Regions from separate parts of the Homo sapiens genome. Here region 2 is linked to region 1. Evidence: read pairs that join two places in POLR2A ChIA-PET (ENCODE). Cell type or tissue: Panc1. All regions are shown on one strand. Links, peaks and the distances in the headings refer to the core of each region. The heading gives the core; the rest is flanking DNA.

Region 1 (8,168 bases), core at 2,821-5,320:
ATTTTCAAAAGCACCAAACAGAACTTCTGAAAATTAAATATAAAAACCAAACATGAGGACAGGCGTGGTGGCTCACGCCTGTAACCCCAGCACTTTGGGAGGCTGAGTTGGGCAGATCACCTGAGGTTAGGAGTTTGAGACCAGCCTGGCCAACATGGCGAAATCCCATCTCTACTAAAAATACAAAAAAATTAGCCCTGCGTGGTGGTGCGCGCCTGTAATCCCAGCTACTCAGGAGGCTGAGGCAAGAGAATCACTTGAACCCAGGTGGTGCAGGTTGCAGTGAGCTGAGTTTGCGCCACTGCACTCCAGCCTGGGTGACAGAGCGAGACTCCATCTCAAAAAATAAATAAAATAAAATAAAAACCAAATATTCATATTGGGAAGGGTTATTAAGCAGCCGATAGTAAACTGCTACAAGGAGAATAAAGTGACAGACACTTTTGAGGAAGTTGCCTACAATGCAGCATTAACAGATACAGAAATAGAAAAAAGAGAGGAAAGATGAAATAAGATGGTTTCTAACAAGTTCCAGAAGGAGAGATTAGAGAGAACCAAAGAGAATCAAAGATAATAGATAAAAATTTCTAAATGAGAACTATATTGAGTCCTAAACAATATAAATAAAAATGAATCCACTCAGACATAATGTAGTAAAACTGCAGAATGCCAAAGACAAAAATAAGGTCTAAAAAGCAACCAGAAGGAAAAGACACACACACTCACTCAGGCTGCAGAGAGGACAGCCGGGAGGCCAACCAGCTAACGGCAGGAAGAATAGCTTGCAAAGCAGCTCCACAGTCCTGGCAGTGAGAAGGAGGGTAGCCGTGGGGATGGAGAGAAAGGAGCCTTCTGACAAAGCTCCTTGTCTGTGAAGGTCACCACCATCCACACAGTAACTCCAAAGTCGGAAGCATTCACTTTCCTCATCGTTGCTGCCATAGCACTCGATTCCTACCACTGCCAAAGTGCATATCATCCCACAGGGTGCTGGAGTGCGCTTTGCTCCTTATACAAACCCTGAGGGCATGCACTGGGTCTAACGTATCTTTGCCTCCCCCATGTAACACACTGTACAGAGCAGGGGCTTCATAAATGTGTAACTGAATTCTCACAAATCACTTATTCACTCCTGAAGGTCTTGTTCCTTGCCCTATATCCAGAGATCTCCAAACTTCAATTTGACAAAAATGACTCTCGATCACTCCTTGATTAACTGGATTTAGTGTTAAAGACAGGTAAAGTTTTCTGCAACAGAGAAAAAAAAAAAACCAGTCACCACCCGTAGACCCACGGTGGCATCTGCCAGGGGGTGTGAGGCCTCACACCTCCAGATGCAGACTGGAGCAGCTTTTGGGAGGCTGACAGAATAATTCAGGGTGGAGAGCTTTACTAGTTGAACCCAAGGCACCATAGGACAGCTTCTCTCTTTCTTCTAATGACCTCAGAGCTTTAAGAATGTTTACCCGACAGCTGTGCCTCTAGCCTTAGAGAAGGCAGGGTCCAAGTCCCATGAGAAATGGACAAGTCCTAGGGACTGTCCTCCCTGGACCCCAGAGGTAGAGATTAGCCCCTTTATGTGAAAGGAGAACAGGATGACAGAGAGCCAAGGATCAAAATTATCAGGCACCACCCATGGACCCGAGGGCCACATTCTTCTTCTCTGTTGCAGAAAACTTTACCTGCTTTTGATACTGAATCCCGTTAATGGAGGGCTGATAAAAGAATCCAGAAAATATAAAAATGGAGTGCCCATTTTCCGGGCCATTCCATTTGAAAGGAAAGACTATTTGGGAGAACCATCCAACAGCCTCAGCACTTATTCAGAACAACTTTTTCTGCTGATGGATTGAATTTGGCAAACAGAGATGAATGCTAAAGTGATTACAAATTGTACTGCAGGGAATATCCAAAAAGGAAAGGCAGTAGTTTCAATAATCAGTTGTACCAAACTAATACTCAAGCTAGCTTTTTCATCTGTAGAATTTCCTCTCTCTGCTGGTATTGTCTTCATGTTACTTAGCCTGAGACAACATGGGCCCCTTAAGGGTCTGGGCTGAGTATCTTCATTTCCTAAATAACACTATTATGCCAATATTTGGATTCAGGCATTGTAGGGAAAATGACCCTAAATGGAAACAGAGGAACACAAACAGGGAAGGGTCTGGGGGAGACAATAAATCATAGTCAGGATTTTGGGGTCCTCCGTGCTTCATAACTCATGAGTGAGGAGTCTGCCTTTGACAGAGCGTCGTACACAACCAAAGGCTGTGAACGGCAGGCACACCAGCCTCTTCCCTCATGAGTACACTGTTGGCAGAAGACTTTCTGGGAAGATGGAAGTCATGAGCCAGTTTTTCTCTTTGGGAAGAAGAGGCAACAAGCACTTCCTATGGGCATTCTATATGTGAGACTGGTGATGACACACTTCAACATGATATCCCGGCCAGAGAGCCCCATGCAACCCTGCCAGAGAGGTATTATTAATCCTACTATTAATAATTAATTAACAATTAATAATTAATCCTACTATTAATCCTACTTCATCCTATAGATGAAGAAACTAGAGGCTCAGGCCGGGCGTGGTGGCTCACGACTATAATCCCAGCACTTTGGGGGGCCAAGGCAGGTGGATCACCTAGATCAGGAATTCAAGACCAGCCTCGCCAATATGGTGAAACCCCATCTCTACTAAAAATACAAAATTTAGCTAGGTGTGGTGGCAGGCACCTGTAATCCCAGCTATTCGGGAGGCTGAGGCAGGAGAATCACTTGAACCCAGGAGGCGGAGGGTGCAGTGAGCTGAGATCATGCAATTGCACTCCAGGCTGGGTGACAAAAGCAAGACTATCTCAAAAAATAGAAAAAAAAAAAAAAGAAGAAGAAGAAAATAAATGAAACTAGAGGCTCAGAGAGGTTAGGAAAGTTGTCTAAAGATTGAGAATGAACCCTAAGACTGACTCTAATACAAGCAAGAGAGAACCAGAGAAAGCAGTCACCAAAGCATTTGATCACCATACTTTTTTCTTTTCCTTTTTTTTTTAATTATTATACTTTAAGTTCTAGGGTACATGTGCACAACATGCAGGTTTGTTACATATGTATACATGTGCCATGTTGATGTGCTGCACCCATTAACTCATCATTTACTTTAGGTATATCTCCTAATGCTATCCCTCCCCACTCCCCCCACTCCACTACAGGCCCCGGTGTATGATGTTCCCCTTCCTGTGTCCAAGTGTTCTCATTGTTCAGTTCCCACCTATGAGTGAGAACATGCTGATCACCATACTTTTCTAGATCATGGCTCCTATCTGATTTCCTACACAAGTATTTTCTTTTAGAGGTCTTTGGGGGCCAAAACTTATTCATATTTATAAACCCTAAGTTATCTTCTTACATTGCTTGGTCTGATAATATGCTAGGAGCTATGGATCAACCAAGACACAGAGCTAGGCTGGGCATGATGACTCACACCTGTAATCTCAGCACTTTGGAAGGCTGAGGCAAGAGGATGGCTTGAGCTCAGGAGTTCAAGACCAGCCTAGGGAACATCATGAGACACTGTTTCTATTAAAAAAAAAAAAAAAAAAAAAAAGAGCTAGGCTATTTTCTCTTCTCACAGTCAAAGACAACATAAGTTGTTGCCACCAGATATGTGAACAGCTAAGACATAAACTTAAAGGACAGAGAGCTGGTGTCCTTCTCCCATTGAATAAATACTCTTCAACCTTTTCCCAAAGAGCAGAGAGTCCAGCAAGAATTGTTAAAGGATGTCTGGTCAATCCTTCCTATGATTAATTAGGGGTACACACCAGTTACTATGGCATTCTCCTAAAGATAAATTACAAACAGTCATCATGTCTTGAAGGTAATCCCAGTGGAGATGTGGTAACGAGGGCACCCGGTAGCCTCTCTTCTACCCTAAACAGCACCAGAGGTCTTGAGGAAGGCCCAGGTTTCTCTTCTGGAAGGTCATAGACAGTAGACAGTTCTACTGGCATGTGCCTATTTGTTTCCTTCCACTGAATAAAATTAAACAGCCTGGATATTTAGACAATGAGACCAGAGTACATTCTCCTTAAGTCCAGGATGGGACTGCTCTTGTCATTGACTGGGGTTTCTAAGTAAAAATACGGGTCACTTGTTTTCCTTCTATTCTCTCCCCAGAGTAAACATGATAATGTTGACTCTGCTTCTCACAGCCGTGGTGAGTCACCCTGAGTGAATTACTTTAGTTCCCTAGACCTTAGCTTCTGCAAATATGACAATAATAAAATAACACACCGGGGTTGTTATGAAGATTAAATGAGATAACAAATGTAAAGTCCCCAGTACTGTGCCTAACACATAGGAGGTGCTCAATGGTAGCCGCTGTCATTACCATCATTGTCATCATCGGGGCACAGTTCCTGTGCCTCATTCACCACCACTTTCACTGTCTCACAAACGAAAATACACAGTCAAGGAGGCAGTCTGTGGCTGGGTGTGGTGGCTCATACCTGTAATCCCAGCACTTTGGGAGGCTGAGGTGGGAGAATCGCTTGAGCTCAGGAGTTCAAGACCAACCAGGGCAACATAGGGAGACCCTGTCTGTACTAAAAATTTAGAAAATTAGCTGGGCATGGTGGTGTGCACCTGTAGTACCAGGTACTCGGGAAACAGGTGGGAGGATCACTTGAGCCCGGGAGTTTTGGGCTGCAGTGAGCCACGATTCTATCACTGCACTCTAGCCCAGGTGACAGAGCAAGACCCTGTCTCAAAAAAAAAAAAAAAAAAAAGGAGCAGTCTATGATGTGGAAAGGAGGTGCTATGAAAGTATGCAAGGTGCCACCTTTCCAACAAGGGCACCAATTTAAATCTCTGTAAGTACCCGGAAATCTCCCAACCATTAATATAAAATTTACAAGGTAGATAATCACAACAAAACCCATAAACCTAAGTATAGGCAGATAGTGACTGAGAACTACAACAAAGCCAAAGTCACACAGTGAACCAAACAAGCAGGCACATGACTGGAGACCAAGAGTGGGGAGGGTCTGGGGGACATCTGCAGCCTTGAAAGAAGGTCTGCTTCAGCATCTACTTCTAACACACCACAACTGCTCCTCTGCAAGTGCTCCAAGTTCTATACTTAGGGGCAAAGAGATCTTACAAGAGGACTATTTCTGTGCCAGCTATTTTCTAGTATAGTAGTAAAAGGTGTATTCCCTTCCTGACAACCACTTAGCAATGGAAGCTCAGTGTCAGAAAGCCCACAGGCACCACTGCTGCACACATGTGAAGTGACACTCTTTCCCACTGAGTGGCTTACTTGTTGCTCTCGCGGTACTCATAGATATGACATCCTTGAGGCAATCCGGTCTCGTGGTCCAGAGTGAAAGCAAGCTTTAGCTGAAGAGAGAGAGAAGAGAAAAAGAAGTTTTAGGCAGCATGCTCTATTCATTCCAATAGCTGAAATGAAAAAAATAAAATCAAACGAAGTCACACTCCCTCAAGTCAATGTGTTGTGGAGAACCTGGGCCTGCCCACTCTGGGAAGAGCCCACACCTTACAAGGACCCCATCATCAATGATGACTGTCAGCAAGACTCTACTTGTTCATTCAGCATGCAACCAATACGTTTATTAAGCACCTATCTTGTGCTAGACATGAGCTAGCTGAGAGGGAAAGAACAGTGACAGCAGACTCTTTTCATGGGTCTTACCGTCTAGCAGAGAAGACTGACAGCAATCAAATGATCACACCAATGAATGTGCATATATGTGTAGAACTTCAAATTAAAATAGGCTCTCTGAAGCAAGAAAAAAATCCCCATGTTTCCATGAAAGTGAAGAGCCTGACCTGGATAGAATGGGTAGAAGGGAAGGCTCCTCTGAATCAGGAGGAGGAGGGATGGGGAGTGGAGAGGGTTCTCCTGAGGAGAGAGCACAGTGAGTGCAGAAGCCCTGGGGCAGGAGCTGCAGGATGGCTGGTGAAGTTGGGCGCTGATAGATCCAGGGACATGGTGGGTGACTCTGGGGAGGACCTTCTTGGCCACACTGGAATTTTTGGCCTTTACCTTAACAGCGAAGAAAAGAAAAAGAAGGAGTAGATGAGGTAATCAGAATTCTATTTTGGCAAGACCCCTCTGGCTACAGTGCAGACTGCAGACCACAGACCACAGAGCAGAAGCAACATCCTGCAGGAGGCAGCCACTACAGTCAGGGGAGCGGCCAGGGGGGCTGGGATAGAGTGAGAGAAATGGACAATTTGAGGTACATTTTAGAAGTCGAATCAACAAGATATGCTGGTGGATTTGATGTTGGCAGTGGTAAGGAAAGAAAGGAAGAACTCAAGGACGGTTCAAGATTTTGAATCTGAATCACCAGTCAGGTGGCTGATCCACTGCTGAGAGAAAGACTGAATTTGGGGACTGATAGGGAGTCAAAGGTTTGACTTTGGACATGTTAACTTTGAGACACTCATTAGCTTTCTTCAGTTATGGAAGATCAGGAACAGGAACTCTGGGAAAGTCTTGGTTTCTTTCTGGATTCCAGAGGGCAGTGCTCAGGTGAGTGCTGAACTTCCAACAGAGCTCAAGGAGGTGCAGCATGCCCTGCTAGAGCCAGTTGGTTATGACAGCTTTAACATTCCAAATGCAAGCCAACTACTATGTTTATAAATTCACTGGGTTTTTAAAGCACTAGGGAGATTTTAACTAAAATTAACTGCACATTAGGAGGATACATTATTATAATTTTTTTTTTAACTACAAGGCTGCGAACACAGCTAATGATCTGCATCATTAGATACTGGACGATTTTTCTCTTCCTTAGTGGGAAAGGAACTCACAGGAATGGTTTGTCCTCTAACTGACCCAGATGAAAACACAAAAGCAGAAACAAGCCCTTCTCGACCATCATGAAGCCAGAACTTCAAGTCAAAGGCATGTTTGCCCTACAGAGCACCACTTGAATCTTCCCAGCCCTCTCCTTTGTGAAGTAAAACATAATTTTAAAAGCATCTATTAGTTACAACCCTTTTCTCTTTACCTCTCTCTTTGCAGCTGAGGTCAGGTCTATATTCATTCTGTCCATTTTGAGTCTGCATTGCTTAGAAATTTTCATATGATTTGACTCAGTGATTTAAGTTATGAATTTATAGCTTAGAAAAATCATCAGAAATGTAGGAAGAAAAGTTTTATTTGCAAAACTGTTCCCCCCAGTGTTATTTATTGGAAAGACTAAAAAGTCCAGCAGTGGCAAAAGGTTAAACAAACTATGCTATAGTCACACATGGAATAGCAGGTAGTTGTTACATGGCTTAGGGAGAATTTTTACTAACCCAGGAAAAATAGGTTGGACAGATGAGATAAAGCAGGATGCACACTTGATTATACAGTGTACCATGAAGACTATGTAAAAAAGGACAAAGACTTCCTAGAAGAAAGACTGAGGCCAGATGTGGTGGCTCATGCCTATAATCCTAGCACTTTGGGAGGCCGAGGCGGGTGGATTGCCTGAGCTCAGGAGACCAGCCTGGGCAACATGGTAAAACCCCATCTCTAGTAAAATACAAAAAATTAGCTGGGTGTGGTGGCACGCACCTGTAGTCCCAGCTACTCAGGAGGCTGAGACACGAGAATCGTTTGAACCTGGCGGGTGGAGGTTGCAGTGAGCCCAGATTTTGCCACTGCATTCCAGCCTGGGCGACATAGCGAGAGTCTGTCTCAAAAAAAAAAAAAAAAAAAGACTTGGAAGGAACATACCTAAACAGCAACAGTGCCTATCACTAGCTGAGAGGTTCCAGGTGATTACTTTCTTTGCATTTTCCAAATTCTTCATAAGCATACACTGCTTTGACAGAAGACTAATAGGTTTTCCTCCTTATTTTATGACTGGTGATTCTTACAGAATTCTAAGCCCTCCTGGGTTTCCTGTGTCTTTTGGTCCCAGTTTTCTGGACAGCTGGTCTTAGCTGAGTGTCTTATGCCTGTCCTACTAGCCACTAGACCCAAGAAGTATAGTATTCAGCTTCTCAATCAGTATCTAAGCATCCTTCTTGCTCCCTTATCATGAAAGGTGTCACTGGGTCAGAGAGGACTTAGCCACTGGGCTGGCACAGGCATGCAAGGGAGATGAGCTGGCAAGGCAGGCTGCACGTAGGAGTGTGTGAACTTCACTTCA
Region 2 (2,500 bases), core at 1-2,500, 270 kb before region 1:
CCAAAGCCACAAAGCACACAAGGGGTCCGTACGTGCTACGGTCAGATATCCTACAGAGCAAACTCACACGGGATGAAGACGTTTCCCCTACCCCAGATCCTGATGTGCAGTAACACCGGGCCCAGGAGAAAGGGAAGGGCTGTAACCCTGAGATCTTGCAAGCAGGGCTGACTCAAAGAGGAAGATGACCTGGCTCTAAAGGGAAAGCAGAAGGGAGAAGGCTGGAAAAGAGCTGTGGCTTGGGCAGCTTTGGCACCAGCGAGAAAACCCCATTAGCACAAAGCAAGGAAGCTATATACACACAGCCACACAGACAGAAGCAGGGATTTACCTCCAAGCAAGAGATTTCTTTGAAGTAAAGGCGAATGGAAGTCAGCGAAGCAAAGGCCAAGGATCCCCCTTTCCAACCTGAACAGACTTTCAAGCTGAATTCTATATCAGAAATCACTCTGTTCTGGTCATCGGTGTGACTAGATGGGAACTCAAATTTAAGTACCAGAAAATGGGGTCTTATTTTCTAAGCTAGATGTCACCTTATTATGTCAGGCCTCAGCAGTCCTGGAACAAAATACCACATGACACTACACAATGGGCTTATGGAAATGAGGCTGCATTCCCCGGATGGCCCTCCATGGAAAAGTCTGTGCCATCCCTTAATATGGTGACAGTCAGTCCGAAAGGCCACATCTTTGATGCACCATAAAGAGCAAGAGCATGAGACAAGCTAGTTTAGCACCATTTATTAAGTGATCTCAGCTGTTGTTGTAGCTGCTGCGTGTCAGCCTGTTCTTAAAACATAAAATGCTCTTCCAATTCCTCTTGTCCAGGACAGAAGGATCTTCCAGGTAGCACGCCAACAGAACAAGAGACTCCGATGACGCCAGCTTCAATGATGGTGCCATCCAGAGAGGGAGAGGGTCATGGCACATTCAACCGCGGCTTCCAGAGGTTTTGAAAAAGGAGCCTTTGGGGGCCCAGCCTGCCTGGCATTCTAGTGGAAGTGCAAAAGGTTGGCTCATTGGGAGAGGAAAGAGAGGGGGACGCAAGGGAAAGTAGCATCTGGGTCTCAAAGAGGGTTGGTCTTCTGGTCTCTACAGCTACAGGGCTGAAGTCCCAGAGGCAGACCTCTGGATAAAGCAGAGAGCAGCAGGCCAGTCTTTCTAGCAGACTAAGGCAAAAAGCCCACAGGCTCTCCTAAACTCTGTAAGGACGTGTACATATGTTTCTGTAAAAGTCACGAAGAACTGCCTTATGGTATTAGAAAGGGAGAAGAGCAGAGAAGGGGAGAATTGATGAAAAATACCTCTTTCCCTCTCCTATCCAGGTAAAAAGCTTATTTTGGGGGTAAGTGGGAGTAGGGGATATTCAGAAACCTTGAAAACGAGAATCCTAGAAACAGGTGTAGATCTCTCCAGCCTGGACTGAACGTGGCTAGAAGTCAGAAACTACTTCTATCCCAGAATAGAGAATAAGAAAAATGTGCCCAGAGTAAAGCAATGCTAACACAGGACTGCTAAGGCAAGCAACCACAGCCATGGCTGGCTAATAACTGTTCGTGACTATGATGAGTCATGCCAGCCGTTTGATCATGGACCAACGCCCATAGCAGTGTTCCCACTTAAAAACTGGCACTTAGCTGGTTTAAGCCAACTCCACTCCACATTATCTATGAATGCATGGGAAAGAGATTCCCAAATGGTCTGTCTGCTGAACATAATTGCTGGGCTCACTACTAGCCTTCAATAATAACAACATGATGATATTCTTACTAATGATGATGATGATGATAGCAATACTACTACTTGGCCCCGTAAAAGCATTCTCCATCTGAAGACCCTCAGTTAAAGATTAAATCAGCCTCACAATAGCCTTGTTAGATAAAGTACTGTCTCCCACTTTACAGATGGAGAAACTGAAGCAAAGTTGCAAAGACACTTGTCAAAGGCACATATTGGTATGGGGCCATATGAGAGAACTAAACCTAAGAGTCCTAACTCTTAGCTGGCTAGCTCTCCCTCCAGCTTTGAGACAATCTGACAGCCACTCCCCACACTTTTTCACAATAGCCTGAGCTTACTTCTGACACTCAATCACTGAGGAGCAAGCCTAACAGTGATTCTCACTGTGGACAGAGAGCTCTATTTCCCTGAGTCCTAGGGAGATTGCCAAGCTTATTTTCCCTGTGGCCTTCATGCTTCCCTTTGATTCTGCTCTCTCACACACACACTATCCCCCTTCTTCTAAGAGTCAGCTCTATACACAAGGAAATGGAGTCATTCCTGATAAGTAGTCAGTATCCCAGGACAAAGAAAATAGACTGAAGCTAACAAGTTAAAAAGACATGCAGAAGTGGGGTGAGGGTGGGCAGGGTGAAATTATCTTAAAAAACAGCAAGAAAAAGAAAAGCACTTGTCTTTCATTTTAAGATAGTGGTTAGCATATGAAAGACAAGACAGCCTGTAGAAATTAAGCAAGCCCAGGTAGTACAACTGGGTTTCTG

What was found. ChIA-PET counts read pairs that join two places held together with the same protein. Peaks named below come from ENCODE experiments on the same cell type or tissue, not always from the same donor. Only the 100,000 strongest peaks of a DNase experiment are listed, where the experiment ranks them.
Region 2: POLR2A ChIA-PET joins it to region 1 with 5 read pairs; 2 of 35 experiments call an interaction of 5 or more read pairs at or near these places.

What each region holds. Positions count from the first base shown.
Region 1 is chr2:232,297,266-232,305,433 of GRCh38, reverse strand. It overlaps DIS3L2 (DIS3 like 3'-5' exoribonuclease 2), which reads right to left. Exons shown (of 21, transcript NM_152383.5): 14 at 5,315-5,394. Among named protein-coding and RNA genes, the nearest start is that of ALPP, 77 kb to the left of the region's middle. In Panc1, for the core only: no CTCF peak of the experiment used is centred there; a DNase peak (open chromatin) is centred at 4,204.
Region 2 is chr2:232,567,436-232,569,935 of GRCh38, reverse strand. It overlaps EIF4E2 (eukaryotic translation initiation factor 4E family member 2), which reads right to left. Exons shown (of 7, transcript NM_004846.4): 7 at 726-991. The coding sequence ends at 919. Among named protein-coding and RNA genes, the nearest start is that of EIF4E2, 18 kb to the right of the region's middle. RefSeq lists an enhancer at 839-2,038. In Panc1, for the core only: no CTCF peak of the experiment used is centred there; a DNase peak (open chromatin) is centred at 1,545.